Regions from separate parts of the Mus musculus genome. Here all the other regions are linked to region 2. Evidence: chromatin loops called from intact Hi-C (ENCODE). Cell type or tissue: heart. All regions are shown on one strand. Each heading gives the region's core, and the rest is flanking DNA. Links, peaks and the distances in the headings are about the cores only.

Region 1 (4,462 bases), core at 961-3,460, 130 kb after region 2:
CAAGGGGCTCCTCTGAGTCTTTCAGTTGTTTTTTTTTTTGTTTTGTTTTGTTTTGTTTTGTTTTGTTTTGTTTTGTTTTCAAGCCAGGGTTTCTCTGTGTAGCCCTGGCTGTCCTGGAACTCACTTTGTAGACCAGGCTGGCCTCAAACTCAGAAATCTGCCTGCCTCTGCCTCCCGAGTGCTGGAATTAAAGGCGTGTGCCACTACGCCCAGCACAAAGTAGTTGGTTTTATTGCCCCCTAACTACCAGTTTAAAATGGGAACAAATGAATATTCATCTGCTTAATACACAAGCGAAGAAGAATGCCAGGGCCAGAGTGGAGATTCCCAGGGAAAGTTTGTAATTAGTGAAACGCAGCTTTTGTAGAGCATCAGGATGACTTAGCCGGTAAAGGTACTCGCTATCAAGCCTGGTGACCCAAGTGCAGTCCCCAGATCCCACATCATGGTGGAGGGAGAGGAGCATCCCCACAAAGCTGTCTTCTGATCTCCACATGTGTGCTGCGGCAAATCCCCCACTGGTAATAACAACAATAATTCTTTAAAAATTGTTTTAAATATAGTTTTTTGCTTCAAAATTGTGTGCATGTTCAATAGTTATTTCTTATGTGCAAAGCATATGGGTGTTACCATAGTTTACAAAAAATTTAAAGACATACTGTTTCTAGTGAGAGATTGATAATTTTTTTCTTAGTTGTCTATCAAGCCTAGGAAAATATAAGATCTGTCTGTACACATACTTGCTGGTTAATAAACATGTTCTGATTAGCTAAAGAATATGCCCAACATCAGGAACCTGGCATGTCAGTCCATGCCTGCAACCCCAGTACTCAGCAGACGGAGGCCGTTCAAGTCCAGACTGGAATATGTGAGTGTCAGGACAGCCTGGGCTGTACAGAAAGACCCCACAGCGCAAGAGCAACAGAAATAATGATGATGATAAACCAAAAGTATGATTCAGTAATTCAACACTTTAAAAGACATTAAAAGCACCTGTCTTTCAGAATGCACTGTGTGTGTGTGTGTGTGTGTGTGTGTGTGTGTGTGTGTATGTATACATCTTCATGTGTGTGAAAATACTTGGTGTTTTAGAGTCAGAGCCTTTACTCCCGGTACTCCCAACCTCAGCTGGAAGTAAGAATAAGAGTCCCGGGATCGTAGGTTTTATATCATTCCTGGGGTTATTTATTTATTTATCCTGAGATGGGGTCTTGATAAGTTAACCAGGTTGAATTTAAACTCACCATTTTCTTGGCTCAACCTCCCAGGTAGCTGCAACTTCAGGCATACACCACTGTGCTGGACTCTATTTATTTACCCTCTTTTTCTTTTACATGTATTGTGTGTGTGTGTGTGCCTGTTCATGCATGACACAGGGCCTCTGATCTGTGCTAAGATAGAGGACAACTTGCAGAGGTGATTCTCTTTCCACCCATATGGGTTGCAGGTATTGAACTCAAGTACTCAGGTGTAAGTAGCATTTTCTGGGTCTTCCATTTATTTAAACTGATGCTGAAATTATACATTATTTTCTATGAACACAGATTCAAAGTAGAAATTAGACCCATTAATAGGGATGGCAATCACTTCTAAAAGTTTGCATTAAGAATTACTACAAATTCTTGCAAAAATATTAAGACTGTTAAAGCACATGTAAGCCCAGAATGGTGCTGCATACCAATAGTCCACAGTATTTCAGAAACTGAATCAGGGGGTTCTCAAATTCCAGGCCAGCCAGCTTGAGAAACTTAGTGAGAGCCTGTCTAATATGACACAAGGTCATGTTGGCTTGGCGGTGGAGCACCTGTGCAGCATCACAAGCTCTGTGGTTCAGGCCTTGGTACCACAATCAAACAACACAACCCCACACTGCTTGATTCTGGGTTTTTCAATTTTCCATGTAGCCAGGAAGACATAGTCTAAAAAAAAAAAAAAAACAACCAAATCTTTACAGTCATACCCTGACTCCGAGAAACTGCCCCAAGTTCACAAAATTAGAGATTAATAAGGAAGAAGACAAAAACCATAGCTTTAATTACTCTGGGGCACCATCTTGTGGTGGAGAGGTCTCTAAATGACAATATTATGAAAGTAGAAGGCATTTATTTGCTTATTTTTGTATTTTAAAGATGACTAGGTAGAATAAAGGTCACCTGAAAACTGGCCATGAAAAGCCTCCACGCAAAATGCAAGCTGGACTTATTGGGCTGGTTCAGTCATGGGCATACCCAGAAGAGCAAAGAAAAAGAAGTTACCTTAATCTTATGTTCGACCAAGAATAAGACTGAGCTAGGTGTGATGGTGTGAGCCTGTGATCCAAGTACTCAAGGAGCCCAGGCTTGAGTATGGCTCGTTCTGGGCCAGCCTGGGCTACACAGACAGAAAACCAAGACAAACCAAATCAACCTGGGACTGGAGTTGTAGCCACGTATAGTAATTAATTACTATTCATAGCTGAATTGAGCTGTGTATGGTGTTATCTACAGGCTATATTGTAATAGTCAGGGGAGGGGCAAAAGATAAAAACCTAAACCAACTGGGAGGAAGGACATGGCACGCACACACAAGTGACACAAAAGTAGAAACGGGAGCATCTGGGGAGGAAGGGATGCAGGGGAAGAGGTGTAAAAAGGAGGCTGTGGGGGGGGGGGTGAATATGAGCAAAATACAATGACCTGTACAAAAATGTCATAGAGAACCATTACTCTGTATAATTACTAGGATGAATAAATTAAGAAAAAGGACTGTGAGGGCTGGAGAGGTTCTATGGTGAGGCAGCTCAGAACACTGGCGGCTTTTCCTGAGGACCTGAATTAGGTTCCCAGAACCCATGACAGGTGGATCACATCAACTGTAACTCCAGACCTAGGGGATCCAGTGCCTCCAGGTACCTGTGCTCATATGAGAAAGCATGCACGCGTGTGCGCATGCTCACACACACACTCTAAATAGATGGATAGAAAGATATCTATCTATCTATCTATCTATCTATCTATCTATCTATCTATCTATCTATCTATCTATCTATCCTTTTTTTTTTGGTTTTTCAAGACAGGGTTTGTATAGCCCTGGCTGTCCTGGAACTTACTTTGTAGACCAGGCTGGCCTCGAACTCAGAAATCCGTCTGCCTCTGCCTCCAAAAACAAAACAAAACAACCCAATTTTACAATTACTAAAAAGGAACAAAAAGAGGTTTTGTTTTCTATGTTCCCTACGACGTCACCGTGGTCCATACACACTGGAGGTGTAAGTCTTGAATTCAGCAGGAGGGCAAGAACAGCCTGAGTGCAAGCATCCCTGAGGTTGGCTTCCACCTTGATTTGGTTTCCTCTTGTAGAAATGGATACTAATTTTTAAAACCTCATAAATCACAAAACTACTTTTGGCATGAAATTGCTTAAAAATAGTTTCTGACTACAGGCAGGAATACAACTGGCAGGGCTTCCTGTGTAGAGGCAACTGTGAGTCGGGATGCCAAGGAACAGAAAGTGGGGGCTGGGTGTGTGTGTTGGGGGGGGCGGGAAGGTAAAGAAACTGGGTATACTAAATGCCAAATGCAACTCCTGACCATGTTATTTTGTTATTGTTGGTTTGGTTTGGTTTTTGGTTTTTCGAGACAGGGTTTCTCTGTGTAGCCCTGGCTGTCCTGGAACTCACTCTGTAGACCAGGCTGGCCTTGAACTCAGAAATCCGCCTGCCTCTGCCTCCCGAGTGCTGGGATCAAAGGCGTGCGCCACCACGCCCAGCTGCCCATGTTCTTTTAATGTCTTTAAAAAATAAATTTACTAAGTTGAGCTGTGGTGACACTTGCCTTTAATCCCATCACTCCGAAGGTAGAGGCAGGAGGATCTCTGAGTTCGAGGCCAGCCTGGTCTACAGAGTGAGCTCCAGGTCAGCCAGGGCTGCACAGAGAAGCCTTACCTTAAAAAACAAAACAAAACAAAACAAAACAAAAGAAAAAATAATTCTATCTGATTTGTGTGTGTATGTTGGGGGGACAACTTTTGGGAGTGAGCTCTCTCCTTCCACTGTGTGGGTCCCAGACACTGAATGCAGGTCATCAGGCTTGGTTGGTGAGTGCCCTTCCTCACTGAGCCATCGTATAAGCCTCCCAGAACTTCTTTTTAACCTCCTACCCCTCTTTACACCCTCTGTTATATCTGGGGATTGTAAGGATTGAAGACCTTCAAAACCTCTAAAGCCTTTGGGATGTGATATCTGCAGAAAATTACATCAGATTCTCAGCAAGATAACAACATACATCCCACATATATATTTATTAGTCAGGCATGTGATACACACTTGTAATCGCAGCATTGATAAGTAGAGGCAGAAAGACCTTGAGCTCTAGGCTAGCCTGAGTTACCTTGCTTTTTTTTTAAAGGATTTTATAAGGTGAGGTGGCATAAGCCTGTAATCCCAGCAATTGGGAGACTGAGACAGGAGGATCTCAAATTTGAG
Region 2 (4,462 bases), core at 815-3,314:
GTGCTTTCAGAACATTTGCCCTGCCCAGCAGAACCAACACCCTGTAGTGCCTAACGTGAAGTGAAAATGGCACCCAGGCAGTAACTAAGCTGCTCTGGGTAACGAGGCGACGGGGCAACGGGGCAACAGGACAACTGGGTAACTCTGGCCCCACATCCAAGACAGGTTTCAAAGAACTTGAGGCCCTGGAAAGAGGGCTGTGCACGAAGCAAGGAAGGTTCTGGATGTAAACTGACTGAGGTGGCTCTTGGACTCTTAGTACTTAGTACTTCCCAGTACCAGTACTTAGTGCTTCTCGGTACTTAGTACTTCCCAGTACTTAGTACTTCCCAGTACCAGCGTTGACACTGGGAAGCAAACGGCAGTGGCTAAACCACAGAAGAGAGAGAGCTATGGGTGCTGGCTAAGGAATTCATGATGTCCCTGAAGGTTGCAGCTCACTGGATGTTCTAGCCCAGGGAATAAGATAAAATGTGTATCAGAAACATTAGTATCACTGTATAATTGTAACTTTTTGTACCACCTAATTAATCAATTAAATTTAAGGCAGGGTCTCAGACATCCCGAACCTGGCCTCCAATTCACTCTGCAGATGAAGACGGTCCTGAATCTGTGATTATCTTGCTTCTATAGCGCATGTGCTGGGTTATATACCTCTGTGCCGTCACAGCTGACTTTATTCCATACTGGAGATCAACCCCAGGAATTCAGTTTTTAAACCACTAACTGATTCTTTAAATGTTTAAAATATTTCTGGTGTGGTGGAATATGCCTTTAACCCCAGCACTCAGGGGGAAGAGGAAGGCAGATCTCTGAGTTCTAGGACAGCCTGGTCAACATAGTGACTTTCAGGACAGCCAGGGCTACACAGAAAAAAAAAAAAAAACTGTCTCAAAAAAAAAAAACCAAAATACAATTTATAATGTATGCTATAACCTTTGCTATTTTTTTTTTTAAATAATAGTTAAAGGACATTGTAACTGGAGCCCAGTGACTGGCTTTCATCTCAGCACTCAGGGAGATGATGGAAATAATGGCAGGCAATCTCTGTGAGTGTGAGGCCTGCCTAGTCTGCATTGTGAGTTCCAGAGTTATACAGTGAGACTCACAAAATAAATAAAATAGCAACAAACAACAAAACCAACTACTGGATGTTCTGGAGGGAAACCACAGGAAGGGCAAACTCAGGATGGACTCGAACCCTGGACCTGAGATCTCTTAGCTACGCCTGTGAGTGAGTCCTCAACTTTCTGAGCCTCAGTTTCCTTTAAAACAGAGAGAATGAGGTGGTCATGTGGTTCATACTTTAATCCAAGCACTTAGAGAACCGAAACAGGGGGATTGTTGTGAGTCCGGGGGCCAGCTTAGGGTACGTAGTAGGTTCCAGACCAACCTAGTCTACAGAAATAGACCCTGACTCAACAAAATTGAAAACAAACCAACAACAATTTTTTTAATATTTTAGAGTCTGGGTGTCTTGTAACATTAGTTGACTTTGAACTTGGCTTGTAACTGATGGTTTCTCAATTCTTTTTTTTAAGATTTATTTGTTTGTTTATTTGTTTGTTTGTTTGTTTGTTTATTATATGTGTGTACATTGTAGCTGTCTTCAGACACTCCAGAAGAGGGCACCAGATTTTTGTTATGGATGGTTGTGAGCCACCATGTGGTTGCTGGGATTTGAACTCAGGACCTCTGGAAGAGCAGTCGGCACTCTCAACCACTGAGCCTTCTCACCAGCCCAACAACAAATTTCAAAACACACACACACACACACACAGATAAGCACAGTAGCCTGTTCCTGTCACCCAAGTGTTGACGCTGACCAGCGATGTAATGCCGGCACTCAGGAGGCTGTGGCAAGAGGATCCTAGGTTCGAGGGCAGCCTAGGCTACATATCGACAACCCTGTCCTGCAGAGGAATGGACATAGATACCAAGGATGTTTGATTATTCAGTGGGCTGAGCTGACTGGCTACAGGCTTCAGGGGGAGTTCTGCCAGGCAGAATGAGGGCTTTCTTGGGTTTGTGATAAATGCTGAACTCTCCTCTCACCTAGATACAACCACAGTACAAATCCTCCACCTGGCTTTTGCCTAAACCGTTCTTTAAAGACAATTCCTCAAAGGAAAGTTATTCCAAAAGTGGCCAGAAGATGTCGCTGCAGACAGCACGGTGCGCACTGTGCGCCTCTTGGCGGCTGAATTTCATCTTGCCAGCCAAGGAAAAGTCCCAACCTCTGCTTCTCTGTAAGCCGTGCCTCTGCTTCCTGCGCACACCCCCATGCTGTGCCCCCATGTTTCTGTTCCTCTCGAGATGTCCTGGAAACCTGGGGGTGGGCCCGAGTCCTTCAAGATCATGGAGCTGGGATTCTTCAGGTCTTTCCTGCATCAAATTCACGAAGATTTTTCATCAAGACTCATGCCCACACTGACACCCCACCCAGCTTCCTCGTGACCCTTTGAAGTCACTTCAGTTATTGTATTCTGTTTCTCCCAGTCCGACAATTTGGCTCCGTTTTCAAAAATTATCTTTAGATAACTTAGTGATATACCTCAATTCAGCTCACTTTCTAAAAATATCAATGTTCTTAACAAAAGTATTCCCTGAACTTTAGCATGGGAACAGCCCTGGCCTATAGGAAATAATGAACATCTCTGAGCCAAGTTGAGTGACTTATCTTGAGGGAATATGACAGTCATGGGACTGGACTCCCAACAGCTGAGGCCTAGCAACAAAGAAAAAAAAAAAAAACATTCCAGGCTAATGTATGCCTTCCTTGCTCAAATCTTCCAGCCATGACTTCCTAGTCTCCTAGTCTGTTTCCGACTTGCTTTCCGTGTGTAAAAACTAGCTGAGCATTGCTTTCAGGCTCTGACTTTACAGGTCCCCGACCCCCAGTAGCCTCAGAGTCCTCACCCAAGTGATGGGAACTCAGACAACGGTCTCAGACAACAGAGGGGCCTGGAGCTCCTCACTGGAAGGTGCTGAGGCCAAACCTCTCTTCCTCTGTAACCTAAAGCAATCTCCCAGTGACCTGCACTCTGAATCTCTGTATCCAAAACATTTCTCAAATTTAGACCATGAGGGAGAGGGGCTGACACCGTCCAGGTAGTTTGGGGAAGTAGGCTGGGTTTATTATGTTCCTGGTGCTGAGAAGGATCAACGGCCCCTTTCCTAATGATGCTGCCCATAGGCAGGGACCTTGGTCTACATAAGACTTGGCAGCAGCCAGATTTTATGTACAGTCTGCCTTACTTCTAAGCTGCTGCCGCAGCCTCTTCCCTGTCCCTCCCCTCCCCCTCCCCCTCCCCTCTTCCTCCTCCTCCCCTGATTAAACTCAGAATAAATTTGCACCTGAGAGCAGGAGAGGCACCTGCGCGTGCTGAAGCCATGTGCTGTCAAACCTCCAACTGCATTCCTGACCCAAGTTCTCCTCCCAGAACACAACAGAGATGAACAATCCTACGCACCTGAACCTGTTGCCTGGTTACTGTCAACAAGCAGAGAGGAGCGAGCCAGTTCTGGCCAGGGCTGACACCAGGTCTCCTCCTACCCCTGCAGCAACTTCCCCAGTGAGCAGAAGCCATGCACGGGTGTTGACTGAAATAACGAGACTTCGAAGTAGATACACGCAGTCCTCCTGTGAGAAATTAGAACAATGTTGGACTTGTTGTGTTTTACAAGCAGGTTTGAAAACCGGCTTTGGAGAAGGAATAACTGTTTTCGGGGCTCAGAGTCTCTAGTTCTAACCTTGCCTGCCAGGGTCAGCCTTGCACATTCTAAATGGACACACACCACCACCACCAACAACAACAACAACAGCAACAGCAACAAAACAAAAACAAAGACACAAAGGGCTGGAGAGGTTGCTCAGTGGTTAGGTCCCCTGGCTGCTCGGCTAGAGGACCTGGGTTCCAGCAGCAGCAGCACTCACAAGCCAATCCTCAGCCACCTATAACTCCAGTCCTAGGAGGGAGTCTTCTGGCCTCTGTGGGCGGTACATGCACAAGGTACTACACAGACATACATTCTGACAAAATATCCATATATGTATAATAAAAATTAGGATTTTGTTTTTTAAACCCAGGGAGTTTTAGCTGTATTGGCCAACTACCCCTGGCCCTGGGGTCTGCCCTGGAGGGTGAAGGTTAATACACTCAGTGGTGCGCCACTAGAGAAACCAGATCTTCTCTTAGCCAGAGGCTATGGATTGCCAAGAGCTTCTTGGTTAGGGGGTAGGACCAGGCTTCCATTCACTCCTCTCAGTGCTAGGACTGTCTTATTTATTTACTTATTTGTTTGTTTATATTTATTTATCTATCGGTTTTGGAGACAGGGTTTCTCTGTGTGGCCCTGGCTATCTAGGAACCCATTCTGTAAACTAGGCTGGCCTCAACCTCTGCCTGCCTCTGCCTCCAAGTGCTTCCGTTTTCATATTTTTGAACTATTTTACATGATA
Region 3 (4,462 bases), core at 961-3,460, 330 kb before region 2:
TCTAAAAGGAGAGAAACTTAACTGAGAAAATGCCTCCATAAGACATGGTTGTAGAGCATTTTCTTAATTAGTTATCAATGGGGGAGGGCCCAGTCCATTGTGGGTGGTCTCAGCCCTGAGCTGGTGGTCCTGGGAGCTATAAGAAAGCAGGCTGAGTGAGCCAGGGGAAGCAAGCCAGTAAGCTGCACCCTTCCATGGCCTTTGAATCAGCTCCTGCCTCCAGCTCCCTGCCCTGCTTGAGTTCCTATCCTGACTTCTTTAACATGGATATAGAAGTGTAGGCCAAATAAACCCCCTTCCTCCTCAACTTGCTTTTTGGTTCTGGTGTTTTGTTACAGCCATAGAAAAACCTAAGACAATACCATGCATACTACCCCCAAAAAGTTTTAAATTTTTCCTATTTTTTAAGATTTTACTTTTACTTATGTGTTCAAGTTTATCCCTGATTTTATCCTTCCTGTGTTTTCCCTGCAGAACCTACAGTGGTTGGTTTTGTTGTTGTTGTTGTTGCTATGTTATCTATTAATTTATTTATTTTGTGAGTGTTGCTATTCATTTATTTATTTATTTATTTACTTACTTACTTATTTAGTGAGTCTCTCTGTATAACTCTGGATGGCTAGAACACATGATGCAGACCAGGCTGGCCTCACACTCACAGAGATCACCTGCCATTATTTCCTACACTCTGAATGCTAAGATGAAAGAGCCAGCCACCAGGCTCCAATTATAGTGTCCTTTAACTATTAGATATGTGTGTGTGTGTGTGTGTGTGTGTGTGTGTGTGTGTGTGTGTGTAAGCTATTATAAGCTATTTGGGGTTTGGGGGATTTTTTGTTTGTTTTTGTTTTTTGTTTGTTTTTGTTTTTTATTTTTTGTTTCTCTGTGCAACCCTAGCTGTCCTGGAACTGACTCTGTGGATCAGGCTGTTTTCAGACTCAGAGATCTGTCTGCTTCTGCATCTTGAGCACTGAAACTAAAAGTGTACACCACTACTGCCCACCTTTTCCCAGACCTAATGACTGATAAACATATGAATATTAATCAGGCACCTCTTAACAGGCATTTGGATTGCCTTTACTATTAGAAATATTCTTATTTTGTTAAGGGGACTATTATTGTTCAAAGTGTTTGGTAACCATTTTGACAAATGACCCAGAGCAGACATAGTATCAGAATTAGGACAAGGTTTGTGTCTTTTCTTTTCTTCCTTCCTTTTTCTTCACCCACACTTGAAAGATCCTGTCAATATGAGGTATGAATCTGTCAAACAGGTACAATGATGCTAGAATATATACACCCCCACCCACTTTGTAGTATTTGTGAGTTTAGAGTAAATGAAAACTTAATTTTATTATATTTTTAAAGTATATTCTAAGTCTTATAGTAGCAAATTGTAATTCCAGTTTTTACTTTCTATGGCACAGACTTGATAAACTGAAGGCTTTGAAGAGGGAATCCCCAAATTGTACCAGTCATTTTCATGTGCTACATATACTGTATAAAGTAATATATGCATATATATATATATATACATATATATGTATGTATATATATTTATATATATATATACATATATATATATAGGGTACATACACAATTCCCCTTTTCCTAAAGGAACACAATGAATGCAACATATAACTTTTATAATCCTCAAAAGATAAAAGTTAGTTGCCTGAATGAACACTGTTACACGGATCTTTTAGATCAGGGGTAATGTTAACACAGAGACTGTCATAGGGAGGGGGAAACATTACAACTTTTATTTGCTGGCCAATAAAAAACTGTTCAACTTCCTTAACAATCAAGGAAACACAAATCAAAACCACACTGAGATTTTACCTCCTACCAGCCAGAAAACAAACAGCTAATGTTAGTGAAGATGTAGGGGGCTGACAAATTCTTCCGAAATGCTGGTGGGAATGCAGAGTGATGCAGCCACTACAGAAAGCACTGCAGAGGTTCCAAAGGCAAGCAGACAAAACAAAGCAAAAGGAGAGTTGTAGGGTGAGCTGGGTGTGGTGATGTGTGCCTGTATCCCAGTTCTCAGCAAGCAGATCCAATTCCCAAATCTGCCACGTGGTGGAGCTGAGACACCAGTCACACACAATCTCCAAATTTGTCACTGCTGATGGACCAAAGTCAGAGTTTGAAACTAAGAAAAACTAACAGAGGTTGTGACTAACAACTAGTACCAAAATTTCATCATATCAACTGTAAGACAGAGCTTCAGAGAACTACATTAAGATAAGACTAATTTTTGTGTCAGGCTAACCTGGAATTTACTAGGTAACCCAAGCTGACCTCAAACTTATGATCTGCCAGCCTCAGACTCCCATGTGCTCGGATTACAGGCATGAGCTATAATATGCCCAACACTGTATATATATATATATATATATATATATTTTTTTTTTAATGGAAGTAGTGGAAAATACATTAAAATATCCTAACATAACTTACTATTTTTGATTAAGACTTTCTTCTCTGGGGACAGGTTGAGTACATACATGGTTTAATGGGTAAAATGCATGTTGTGCAAGCATGAGGACCCGAGTTCAAATCCCCAGCACCCATATAAAAGAGCTGAACACAGCAATGTACTCCTGTAACCCCAAAGCTAGGGAGCTGAGAAAGGAAGATCCTGGTGGCTCGATGTCCAGTCAGTCTAGCCAATTGGTTAATTCCAGAGTTAGTAAGAGACCCTGCCTAAAATAGTAAGGTGGAGAGCAATAGAGGCAGATACTCAACTCCGTCTCTGACTCTATACATGCATTTTATGGGCAACTGCACACACATGCATATACTCTACACACAGGCATACACACCCACACACAGAGTGGGGAGGGGAGAAGGAGAGAGGGAGAGGAAGGTGTGGTGGCTCATGCCTATAATCTCTTTGAGAGGTTGAGGCAGGAGGATTTCCTAGAGTTGTGGGCCATCCTGGGTTAAATAGTGAATTCTAGGCCAGCCTGAGCTAGAGAAAGATCCTGTCCCCTGAAATTCCTTGTTTGTATTCATTAACATACCATTTGCTGAATGTGTTTTGTGTAGCAGGTGTGAGAATTTCAGGAGATGACCTGAACAAAATAGGCACTGCTTCTCTTCAGAGACCTTCAAGGAAGGAGCAGAACGAGGAATCAGACAGCTCTGGCAACCCAGGGGAGCTTTCTGATGTATTATAAGAACAGGCCTTTGTTTCCAATGATAAGACTCAGTCTTCGCAGGGCTGGGGATATAGCTCAACTGTAGGGCAATGGATAGATAGCCTTGCATGTCTCCCATGTGCAAGGTCATTAGGTTCAGTCCCTACCTTAGACAAAATTCTTACCAATTCCCTGTGAAAACTAGGAATTCAGAAAACCATAATAGCATGCTATCATTGTAGGCTTCTCGTACTTAAATAATTTTCTGAGATCTATGATTGTTTGATATTATTTAAGAAATTTAACCTCAGATACCCTAATGTGTAGTTCTTAACCAAATGAAAAATGTACAGTGTTACAGAGCTTTGCATACAGAGAGGATATATTTAAGGGTTTTTTAAAGGATTTTATTGGAGAGAGCAGAGAACATTTGCCTGTGTGCTTTCATATCCCCTATTACAACTCATCTTCACAAAACTGCCACTTTTGAACTTTTTAGTGGGATAGTCACAATTATTAACAGGAGTTATCAAAATAGCCCCCTCTTTCTGATTGCATAGAGACAAAGGGACCAGGGTTTGTTTGTTTTTTTTTTTTCTCTCACACACTTTAAGCAAAGAATTGTATCACATGATAAGAATCTAGCTGACTTCTATTTGGACATAAAAGAATTTGGGGGTAAGTTCAACAATAGCACTTTCCTAACTAAATACCTTTGTTTAGAAAGGATTTCGAGGAGCTGGGACTGTGGGTCAGTTGGTAGAGTTTTCATACATGTGCATCCGGGTTCAATCCCAGTAGTGCAGAAGGCAGTGTGGCATTGGGCGCTTGGATTCTGCTTCTCGTGAGGTGTGAGCAGGAAAGTCAGAAGTTCTAGATCATTCTTGGCCGCGTACACATTTGAAGCTGGCCTGGGATACAGAACATTCTGTCTCAAAAAAAAAAATGTTTAGCATTCTGTCATCTCAGGTGAACAATACAATGTCCATATGAGTGTTTAAAAGATATAGACTCCTTATTGCCTTTTTCTCCTATTCTGTGAACTGCATTCTTACTTCAACTGAATGTCATATTCTGATATTTTAAGGCTTTAAAAGTAATCGAATTTCCACAGTTCATATTACTCCTGGTCTTAGTCAAAGGCATGACATAGAAGTGGTCTCACAAGTGACACAGATGAAAATGAGACATTAAAAATATGAGGCCGGGCATGTAACTTAGTGTTGGAAAACCAAGGGTTTTGGTTTGTTTCCCCCCCCCACACACACACACTTTAAGCAAAAGATAGTATGACATGATTAGAATCTAGCTTTTGT

Evidence for each region. Hi-C counts contacts between places; a loop is a spot of excess contacts. Peaks named below come from ENCODE experiments on the same cell type or tissue, not always from the same donor. Only the 100,000 strongest peaks of a DNase experiment are listed, where the experiment ranks them.
Region 1: it touches region 2 in a loop (6-fold over the local background); 21 of 42 quality-filtered maps call a loop at or near these places.
Region 3: a loop joins it to region 2, with 2.6 times the contacts of the local background. A loop is called at or near these places in 5 of 42 quality-filtered maps.

The regions. Positions count from the first base shown.
Region 1 is chr12:55,370,196-55,374,657 of GRCm38, reverse strand. The region is part of intron 4 of Prorp (protein only RNase P catalytic subunit); the gene reads right to left. Among named protein-coding and RNA genes, the nearest start is that of Psma6, 26 kb to the left of the region's middle. In heart, for the core only: a CTCF peak has its summit at 2,062 (motif pointing left); no DNase peak of the experiment used is centred there.
Region 2 is chr12:55,496,962-55,501,423 of GRCm38, reverse strand. It overlaps Gm36634 (a long non-coding RNA gene), which reads right to left. Exons shown (of 3, transcript XR_381610.3): 2 at 3,474-3,643; 3 at 1,713-2,385. Among named protein-coding and RNA genes, the nearest start is that of Gm36634, 5.9 kb to the right of the region's middle. In heart, for the core only: a CTCF peak has its summit at 2,157 (motif pointing right); a DNase peak (open chromatin) is centred at 2,273; H3K27ac peaks cover 275 bases.
Region 3 is chr12:55,828,898-55,833,359 of GRCm38, reverse strand. No RefSeq gene overlaps it. Among named protein-coding and RNA genes, the nearest start is that of Brms1l, 5.2 kb to the left of the region's middle. In heart, for the core only: a CTCF peak has its summit at 2,075; a DNase peak (open chromatin) is centred at 2,049.